2 separate regions of the Homo sapiens genome follow, and region 1 is linked to region 2. Evidence: chromatin contacts called from ENCODE Hi-C or POLR2A ChIA-PET data. All regions are on one chromosome and are shown on one strand. Each heading gives the region's core, a stretch centred on a gene start or an enhancer-like site at or near the end of the contact. The rest is flanking DNA. Distances are from core to core; before and after follow the strand shown. Region 1 has its middle 63 kb from the start of LINC02998. Region 2 holds the start of LINC02998 (long intergenic non-protein coding RNA 2998).

Region 1 (5,156 bases), core at 558-3,057, 63 kb before region 2:
TCAGACCGGTTGTCTGCTCTCAAACTCTGTCTCCTGATAAGATGTTATCAATGACAATGCGTGGCCGAAACTTCATTAGCAATTTTAATATTGCCCTGGTCCTGTGGTCCTGTGATCTTGCCCTGCCTCCATTTACCTTGTGATATCTTATTACCTTGTGAAGCGTGTGATCTCTGTGACCCACACCCTATTTGTACACTCCCTCCCCTTTTGAAAATCACTAATAAAAACTTGCTGGTTTTATGGCTCGGGGGCATCATGGAACCTGCTGACATGTGATGTCTCCTCTGGATACCCAGCTTTAAAATTTCTCTCTTTTGTACTGTGTCCCTTTATTTCTCAGACTGGCCGACACTTAGGGAAAATAGAAAAGAACCTATGTGAAATATTTGGGATGAATTTCGCCCGATACTATCGAGCTTGCTAATATGACTGACAGTGATCCCAAATTTGAAGTGACAGAGCCCCCTGTACATAGAAGGCTGGGATGAAGAGGGGTTCTACAGCACAGTGATAGAAGAGGCTACTGTATTCACTCAGAGGGGCATTGACCAAGGGTGGCTGGTATTCCACCCACAGGCGTGGGGATGCTGAATGACTTCTTCACTTTCTTGCTCAGGCCAGATCATGTACAGCCAGTGATATGTTATCTCCCCTTCACCATAGTGCCGCCTGACCCCTCACTTTTCCAAACATTTACACCAGGTGTTCCTTTATTTGTCACTGGAGACAACCTTGTAACCCCAGTTCTCTCTCAGGAAAAGCCTATGATTTCCTCAAGACTTGTGGCACAGACAGAAACTTTAGGGAAACTGACCCAGACCAGATGGCAGAAAGCAGATCCCTGGGGACAGCACAGTGGTGAAGAGCCCAGTGTGGATGGCAGAGTTTCTGCCATCAAGGTCATTTGGCCACCAGCCACCACTAATAGTCAGCTTTTGGGCACCCACACAGCCCAGAGAGAGCAGTTACCCTCTGATGGTCATCATACCCTTGGCTGCCGTGGTCTTCGTGCTGAAAGTGGCTGCAGTGGCCATGTGTGTCTGGTTGTTGAGCCAGAAGGTAGAAAAGGCAAAACCCCTTATCAAGCCCCAGACCAATCCGGAACACACAACCCCAAGTCATAGGCCACAAAGGAGCATAAAGTTCCCACTGTCACAGTGACACCCCTTCTGCAAAGCTCCAGCAGCCCCCCAGTCTGTCTTTTCAGGGCCCTGCAGTGTGAACAAATGTCTTCTCCAGTGGCCGAGCCAGTGGACAAATGTGCTGCTTGGGAGACATGGATGAACCTGGTCAAACTCTGCCGACAAACCAACCCAACACTGAAGCACAACCAGTACCGGGTGTAGATTGAGGGCTCGCATTTCTTACTGACCACCTACCATGTGTCAGGCACTGGGATAGGCATTGGGATATAAAGCAAATAAATGCTGGTTGGATCAACTGAGAAAAGTCAGGCCCTGCTAGTGATTCAATGTTCAATCCTAGCTCCATGGTTAGATGTTGCGGGGTGGTTGATTGTGACTTGTACAACACTCATGGGCTTTCTGCAATGGGCTCTGTGTGTCATCTTCTGGACCTGACTTTCTCAGTATACATCAGTTGGTCAATATTTAAACCCTTTACTAAGGTAGTACAGAACATGTTAGCCCCACTGAGAATGCTAGTATTAACCTGGGGCATAGAGTTAAAGGAGGAAAGCTTTGAATATTTTACACTGAGAATTCCCTCTGAGTGAGTCAGCAGGAAGTACAAGAACTATTTCAGCATGTAGAAGAGGTAATTTATCACATCAATGAGTATGTTTACGTAATGTTTTTCTGTAATGTCTTTTCCTCATTGGAGTCTCTAGGTTTGATTTCCTAGTGCAGGAAATGCCTCAGTGCTCTAGGTAGTGTTGGGACAGTCTGGCCCCTTTTGAAATTATCTACTGAATACATTGTGTTTCATCAGGAGGCTTTGTCTATTTTGATTTATAAAATCAAGCCTAGAAGAAACTATCATCAGAGTGAACAGGCAACCTACAACATGGGAGAAAATTTTCGCAACCTACTCATCTGACAAAGGGCTAATATCCAGAATCTACAATGAACTCAAACAAATTTACAAGAAAAAAACAAACAACCCCATCAAAAAGTGGGCGAAGGATATGAACAGACACTTCTCAAAAGAAGACATTTATGCAGCCAAAAAACACATGACAAAATGCTCATCATCACTGGCCATCAGAGAAATGCAAATCAAAACCACTATGAGATATCATCTCACACCAGTTAGAATGGCAATCATTAAAAAGTCAGGAAACAACAGGTGCTGGAGAGGATGTGGAGAAATAGGAACACTTTTACACTGTTGGTGGGACTGTAAACTAGTTCAACCATTGTGGAAGTCAGTGTGGCGATTCCTCAGGGATCTAGAACTAGAAATACCATTTGACCCAGCCATCCCATTACTGGGTATATACCCAAATGACTATAAATCATGCTGCTATAAAGACACATGCACACGTATGTTTATTGCGGCATTATTCACAATAGCAAAGACTTGGAACCAACCCAAATGTCCAACAATGATAGACTGGATGAAGAAAATGTGGCACATATACACCATGGAATACTGTGCAGCCATAAAAAATGATGAGTTCATGTCGTTTGTAGGGACATGGATGAAATTGGAAATCATCATTCTCAGTAAACTATCGCAAGAACAAAAAACCAAACACCGCATATTCTCACTCATAGGTGGGAATTGAACAATGAGATCACATGGACACAGGAAGGGGAATATCACACTCTGGGGACTGTGGTGGGGAGGGGGGAGGGGGGAGGGATAGCATTGGGAGATATACCTAATGCTAGATGATGAGTTAGTGGGTGCAGCGCACCAGCATGGCACATGTATACATATGTAACTAACCTGCACAATGTGCACATGTACCCTAAAACTTAAAGTATAATTAAAAAAAAAAAATCAAGCCTAGAATAGAAATATTATTTGAAGCCCTACGGGACAGAAAAGTTTGTTGAATGTTTTTACGATGCCTCAATTTGGCTTAACTTTACAATGAATTAAAATAATGGTCCAGGCCCAGTGGCTCATGCCTGTAATCTCAGCACTTTGGGAGGCCAAGGCGGGCAGATCGCTTGAGCCCAGGAGTTTGAGACCAGCCTGGACAACATAGTGAAACTCTATCTCTACAAAATAAGCAAGCAAACAAACAAACAAAAAAATTAACCAGGCATGGCGGCATGTGCCTATAGTCCCCAGCTGCTCTGGAGGCTGAGGTGGGTGGATCGCCTGAGCCTGGGAAGTTTGGGCTGAAGTGAGCTGTGATATACGAGATTCTGTCTCACAAAGAAAATAAATAAATAATGTAATAATGACAAATTTGTATTTGCATTGTCTAATTGAGCCTACTATTGGCCAAGTGAAGCTTCAGTTTCTGTAATTTTAAAATGAAGATATTAGTACTTGTATTAGGAATGCTTTGGGCTGCAAACCTGCAAGACATCCTCTATTAGTGGTTCAGGTTGGAGACTGGCAAGCTTTTTCTGTAAAGAGTCACATAGTAAATATTTTAGGCTTTGTAGGACATATATATATTCTGTCATACATTCTTCTTGCTTTGTTTCTTTTTAACAACCTTTTTTTAAAAAAAAGTAATTCTTAGTTATTGGACTTGGCCCACATACCATAGTTTGCCAATCATTGATGTAGGTAATAGATGTGTTGAATTATCTCAAGTAATGAACATGCTGGGGGTGGGCATTCTAAGACCGGTTCAGTAGTTCAAGAATGGCACCAAGGACTGAGCTCTTCTGTTCCTGCTGCTCTACCTTCCTTAAGCTGTTAACATTTCATTCTTTTATTTAATTCCTTGCAATTGTAAGATGTTTGCTAAAGCTCCAAGCAATACAACTACATTCGAAGGCAGGAATCATAGTGGAGGAGAGAGAGATAGAGGATGGCAAAATGGTTTTTTAAAAGAGTTTTTTAAATTTTTTTTTATTTTTAGTAGAGATGATATTTCACCATGTTGGCCAGACTTGTCTCAAACTCTTGACCTCAGGTGATCCTACACCTCGGCCTCCCAAATTGCTGAGATTGCAGGGGTGAGCCACCATGTCTGGCTGAGACTCTTCTATTATTATTATTATCATCATCATTTTTAATCTTGTAAGAGGAGTTTCTCCCTAAACTTTTGTTTTATGTCTCATTGTCTAGAAATGGGCAACATGACTTCCATCCCTTGACCAATCACTGGCAAAGGAAAATGGTGTCCTCATAACTGACAGTCTCTCCCAGGGCTGAGGGAGGAGTCTACCAACTCAGAGATCAATGGATCAGCCTACCATGTAATTAGGGAAGGATGGGGGGATAGCAATTCGATAGACAATGAATAGGTTCTATTAAAATACTCTTCAAATAGTGACATACTTGGGAACCAAAGATTTTGATCTTTCAAATCAGTGTCTTATATCTCCTTTTCATGTTTTAAGGATTTTTCTTGAAGCCAGAGGCCAGTTTTTCTCAATAGGGGTGGGAAGGCCGTGATGGGGGTGTGTGTGAGGGGAGACATGCCACCCAGAGTACATTTGGCAAAGGCTAGGGACATTTGTGGTTTTCAAAGCTGATAGGGGAAGGATATTTCTTGCATCTAGTGGGTAGAAGCCAAGGAGGCTGCCAAACATGCAAAAAGGCACAGAACAGCTCTCACAACAAAGAATTATCAGGTTGAAAATGCCAACAGTGCAGAGATTGAGAAACCCTGTTTAAGTCACAATGAAGAGTTTTCCTGTATAACCAATGAAGGATAAACTTATTACCAAGTCTAGGCAAAAAGTATATTCTAAAAACTTCATGGTAAAGTGAAAATCCCACGGTATATTTGAAACTCTGATTGGCTAGTGGTATACATGGACATTTAAAAAAGAGGATGTATTAAAAACCAAGCAAAACTTGACAGCAGGCTCATTTCTTCATATTACTCATCTAAGGAAAATATTTTGCCTTGTGTTAACAGGTGGAACACATCGGGAGAGTAAAAATGAGACAGAAAATTCACAAAGGTAAAGATGAGGTCAAAGTGTCCCCAGAAGTCTGATGCCTCTAATATGTTTCATATGGAAAAGGTTTTGTTCTCACCCCATCTCTTT
Region 2 (5,247 bases), core at 2,609-5,108:
TGTAGCTAAAATTTCATTTCATTCACACACTTTTTCAAGTATTCATTAAGACCTTAACATTTTTGTTTGCTGCTATGTCTCTGGCACCTAGACTAGTATCTGCTGCAAATTCTCCCAGAGCTTACCCTCTAGTAGGGATGAACAGATAATAAACAAATATAGAGTATTTCAGGCAGTAACAGGGAAGAAAGAAAACTAAACCAGGGTTAATGGGATAGATGGTGAGAAGGAGTAAGGGGCTATTCTAGTTCTGGTGGCCAGGGATGTTCTCTCTGACAAGGTGACGTTTGAACAGAGACCTAGAAGTAGGATACATTCCAGGTAAAAGGAAGAGCAGGTATAAGGAAGGAGGTTGCTCATGATCTGTTTGCCTGTACCTGGTATTTGGAGCCACATGCCAGATGTCCTGGCAGAGGGCAGGAAGAGAGAGGAGGAAGAGTCTGTGAACTTACTGGCCGAGTAAGGAAGGGCAGACCTGCAAAGGAGACAGAGAACCGGTGGGAGGAAAACCAGGAGAACGCTGGGCCCTGGAATCCAAGGAGGGAGAGTGTCCTGACAGGGAAGGGGACCCAGCAACTCTGATGCTGCTGGGAGGGGTTGGGGAACTGCAGACTGAAAATGTCCTGGGCCTCCATGGCACAGAGGCCACTGGTGATCTTAGCTCCTGTTGTTTTGTGGATGACAGTGTGAGAGTGTGTGTAAGTGTGGGCGTAAGTGTGCATGAGTGTGCATATGAGAGTGAGTGCATCAGAAAGTGTGTGTGTGTGTACATGGGAGAGACAAATAGAAAGCATAAGGCAGTGTATGAACATGTGTGAGTGTGCATATGACGGTGTGTGTGCATGAGAAAGTGTGTGTGTGTATGCTTGTAAGAATATATGAGTTAGAGTGTGAATGTTCATGTGGGAGTGTGAGTGCATCAGAAAGTGTGTGTGTGTACATGGGAGAGACAAGGAGAAAGTTGAGAGTATGAATGTGTGTATATGTGAGTGTGCATGAGAAAGTGTGTGCGTGTGTGGGTGTAAGAGTATATGGGAGCGTAAATGTGCACGTGAGAGTGTGTGAGTGTTTGTGACTGTGTACGTGTGAATGATGAAGACAGTGTGAGACAGTGTGAGAATGAGTGTGTGTGTGAGTGTGCATGAGTGTGTATGAGAATGTGTGTGAGTGTAAGAATATACACGTGAAAGTGTGCATGTGAGAGTGTGAGTGTGCCTGCAAGGATGTGCGTGCGAGGGTGTAAGTGATAGAGAGACAGAGAGAGAGTGTGAGAGAGTTTGTGGGGAGGGTCCAGGTTGGAACGGGCAGGGGAGGAAAGCTGCACCTGAGCGCAGGCAATTCTGGGGGAAACAGAGATGGGAGAGTAGAGAGGGAAGCTGCTGAGGCGGAGGCAGTGTCCTGGCCAGGTACAGCTCTGCCCTTCAGCTTCCATGGCTCCACGTGGCACCTGCCCCACATCAGAACACCAGCCAGCCAGGCTTCGGTGGGGAGTAAGGTATTGAGTTTCTCAAAGTCATTCTTCTCGGTTAGAAAACAGAAGCAGTAAAGGCCAATGCCCTGTTGGGCGTTTATTCACTCAATGAATCATTGGCAGAGTAGCCGATGGCCTCCTTGGAACACACAATGGTAATAATACTGAAGATTCCTTGTGCCTGGCTCTCTTCCAAGCAGGTACACATACAACACCTTTAACCCTCACAGCCGGTGAGATGGAGATCATCATCTACCCTCCTGACAGTCGAGATGACTTAGGCAAAGAGGGGTGAAGCACCTTGCTCAAGGTCACACAGCGAGTAATTGGAAAAGCTGGGATTCAAACCCAGAGCCTGTGTTCCCAATCATTAAGAACAGGGTCCTGAGAGGAGGCATCAAAGGACAGGTACCACCCATCCACTCCTCAGCAAGCACTTAGTAAGCACCTGCTGATTGAATTGCACCTAGTCCCTGCTCTCCTATGGCTTACAGTTTAGTGGGGGAAACCAGTGCTTAACTATTCTCTGAAATACAGTGCAATAAATGCTCCAGGAGAGAAGAGCTTGGTGTTGTGGGAATGCCAAACCCAGGTACTGGAGCTCAGGGGAGGCTTTCACACGAAGAGATGAAGGAAAAACCGAATTCCAAAGGCGATGTGGAGCTGGCTTACAAGAGGGTGTGGAAGGAGGGGCAGATGGAGCAGTGTGTGCTGGGGCCAAGGGAGGGGAGGCAGGAAAGTCCAGAACTCCCAGGCTCTTCAAGGACATCAGTCGTTTGAAGTTCCAGCCCACCTGGCAGCTGGAGGCCACTGCAGCTGACAACGGGACTGGTAGGCGAGGTCAGGAAGCAGTAGCACCAAAGCAAGTGAGTGAAGTGCCAAAGACAGACCCTGGGCTGCCTCACAGTGACAAAGACTCTGACCTTGAGCAAACTCTAGTCAGGCTCTTCTGAGCCCTCTTCTCAGCCAGGCCTCAGCCTTGCTCTAAAACACTTGCACAATCGCTAATAAGGTTTCCAATACCTCAAGGCCACATCCCCAGGATGCTCCTACCCCCTTAAGGATGCCTGCCTGAGAAAACTCAAGGCTGCCCAGGGGGATTTACTGCTTGCTCTAGCCCACACCTGGAACTAGCCTGACCACTCTTTCGTAGAGCACTTACTAAGAAGGGCAATTTTGAGTTCTCTGTAACCTTTGAGATGTATATGTATCTCCTACAACCCAGGAGTGTGTTTCTCAAGGCCCTGAAAGCTATTCCTTTGAATGTAATCATCAGGAAGGGTAAGGACCTCTGTCTCCCAGTCTCAGAGAGGATAGAATCCTAACTTTCCTAACTGCCAGCTAGCAGGCACAGCTGGTCTGATTGCATTTATACTGAACAGCCCTTCGTAATTTTTCACTTCCCTGACCCTACTGGTTCTGTTTGCCCTCCTTCCTATTCCCTCATTCTTCCCTAAAAATGCCTAGTCTGGCCAGGCATGGTGGCTCACACCTGTAATCTCAGCACTTTGGGAGGCCCAGGCGGATGGATCACCTGAAGTCAGGAGTTCGAGACCAGCCTGGCCAACATGGCAAAACCCATCTCTACTAAAAATACAAAAAATTAGCCGGGTGTGATGGCAGGTACCTGTAATCCCAGCTACTCAGGAGGCTGAGGCAGGAGAATCACTTGAGCCTGGGAGGTGGAGGTTGCAGTTAGCCGAGATTGTGCCATTGCACTCCAGCCTGGGTGACAAGAGCAAAACTCCGTCTCCAAAAAAAAAAAAAAAAAAAAAGTCCAGTCACCTCTGCACAAATTGAAGCTGAGTTCAGTTTACATTGGACTCTTCCCTATTGCAATAGTTATTACTGGTTAATGTCTGTCCTTACCACTTTAGTGTCTGGCTTTGTTTCGCTTGGACAGAATCAGATGAGAAACCACCAAACTCACTGGGCTGAATTATTTCAGCTTATGGACAGCCACAGACAGTGTGAGTACCTGTTCACACAAATCCTGAGGCCCAGCACACACTGGGCCATTCACAAAGCTCATTCAACCCCCCACGGCCCTGACACCACCAGTTTTACCTCTCTGTAGAACAAGAAACTGCTGACTCACTGAAAACAGAGCGCATTTATAAACAGGAAGCTGAGTATGTGACCACAGACATTCAGCATCTGATAGCAATTGCTGAATGTGGCAAAAAAAGAAAAAAGTTTGAACAAAAAAAAAATCTGTGTCACTAAATAAGAACTCTCTAGCTCATGGAAATACAATCCTGCTATTTGATCATTTCATAAATACTTAAATAAGGGGAGTTCTCATTTGGCCAAACCTAGGCACGCTTCAAATATTTACTGAGGCCTTCGAAGGGTGTGGTTTTCCCTTTTTTTCTTTCCATTCCCTCCCAAGCAGAGCAAAAAGGCTCCTTGGTGAGGCCTTCCTGGCCTATACAGAAGAGATTTGTTTTCTCTTTGAGCTCTGATAGCCTGACCGTCCCACATCAGACCTCTGTGCTGGTGCAGAGGAGGGCTCTGCCAGGAGGGCTCCCAGAGAGATGCACAAACACTGGCGGGTTAACACTCCGACATGCAGCTCTTCCTACAAAGCATTGACTGGATGGTACTGAAGCTAAAAAATGGAGACTCACTTGTATCAACCATAGTAAAGAGCCTGTAAGAGGACGCAGTTCCCCCTGCTTTCAGCAGCAATGAAGAGGCTCATTTTCCTTGGAGTTTCTTTGTTGTTGGGGGGTTGGTTTCTAGCAAACTGACCCAAGAAGGCTAATGGCCGAGGAAAAAACCAGGTGATTATTTTCTAAAAGATTATCTTCTGGGAGTCGGTGCCATTGCTGCCTTTGTCATCAGGGTAAAGGTATCCCAGTGATGTATGGAATCTTTCCACTTCTCTTCCGGGGAATTGGGCATGGATAACAATAGCACAGTGCCGGGAACATAGTAAATTCCTAATAAAGAGTAGCTAAGTGTTTTTTATGCAGAGTTTTGTCTAATCTTCACAATAACCTTAGGAGGTAAGTATTGGCAATCTGATTGGGTAAATCAATACTGAAGTCTCTACAGGAGCAGCATATTTGGGAGTATGGTCCAGGTATGCCTGGTTTCAGAATGCAGCCATTTGCCTAACTTATTGCTGACATTTTCAAGCAGGATGTGTCCTTTATATTTATACTGAATTAATTGGACATACTGATATTCAAATATACCTACAAAGTAGAAAATCTTATTTGGTAATTCATCATCAGCTTCTCACAGAGCAGCAGATAGCACTTGTTTTTCTATTATGTACCAAGAAAATTCTGTGTTGGAATTTACAAGTAGCAGTGGTTGTGTCAAAATGCCTCAGACAACATATTAATGATGCTCATAGTAACTAACTTTTATGGAGTGTTTCTTGTGTGCTGGATGGGATGTGTAAGTGCCATGATATTCAACATAGCCTCAACACAACCCCTGTGCTGTCATTGTCATTAGCTCCAATTTACAGATGAGGAATCTTGAGGCTCCAAAAGACTGTTTATAAGCAGGCTGACTCTGGAGCCCCTGCTCTTACCCATTATGCTGCTCTGTAAAAAGGGCTTTAGCTAGAACACTCCTTTTTATTTCTGTAAAGAGGAGACTGCTGTTTCTTCTGTTTTATTGGAGTCTGGAGAAAAATCTCCTTGAGCAAGGATGATTACTATGGCTTAGATTGAAGCTTCCAGAAGTAGACCTTGACAAGGGCTATGTGCACGTGAATTGTGAAGGAAGTGCTCCCATAGGAAGTCCAGGAAAGAGCA

What was found. A loop is a pair of places that touch in the nucleus more often than their neighbours do. ChIA-PET counts read pairs that join two places held with the same protein, here RNA polymerase II (POLR2A). Pooled maps may share reads with other maps.
Region 1: a loop to region 2 is called in a map of endothelial cell of umbilical vein, with 8 times the contacts of the local background. The contact joins the enhancer-like site here to the promoter of LINC02998 in region 2. A Hi-C loop is called at or near these places in 3 of 168 maps with a recorded cell type or tissue (IMR-90, endothelial cell of umbilical vein and naive thymus-derived CD4-positive, alpha-beta T cell), 1 of 37 single-sample maps with no recorded cell type and 10 of 50 pooled maps. POLR2A ChIA-PET finds 5 or more read pairs at or near these places in 5 of 52 experiments (AG04450, MCF 10A, T-cell and 2 more).

Annotation. Positions count from the first base shown.
Region 1 is chr5:54,804,247-54,809,402 of GRCh38, reverse strand. No RefSeq gene overlaps it. Among named protein-coding and RNA genes, the nearest start is that of LINC02998, 63 kb to the right of the region's middle. Within about 2 kb of position 1,807, at least 2 of the 41 ENCODE cell types and tissues checked have a DNase peak (open chromatin) inside an H3K27ac peak, as active enhancers do; they include endothelial cell of umbilical vein, where a contact is called at or near this core.
Region 2 is chr5:54,742,869-54,748,115 of GRCh38, reverse strand. It overlaps LINC02998 (long intergenic non-protein coding RNA 2998), which reads left to right and starts at 3,858. Exons shown (of 3, transcript NR_104658.1): 1 at 3,858-4,257. RefSeq lists a cis regulatory region at 3,559-3,569 and an enhancer at 3,492-3,636.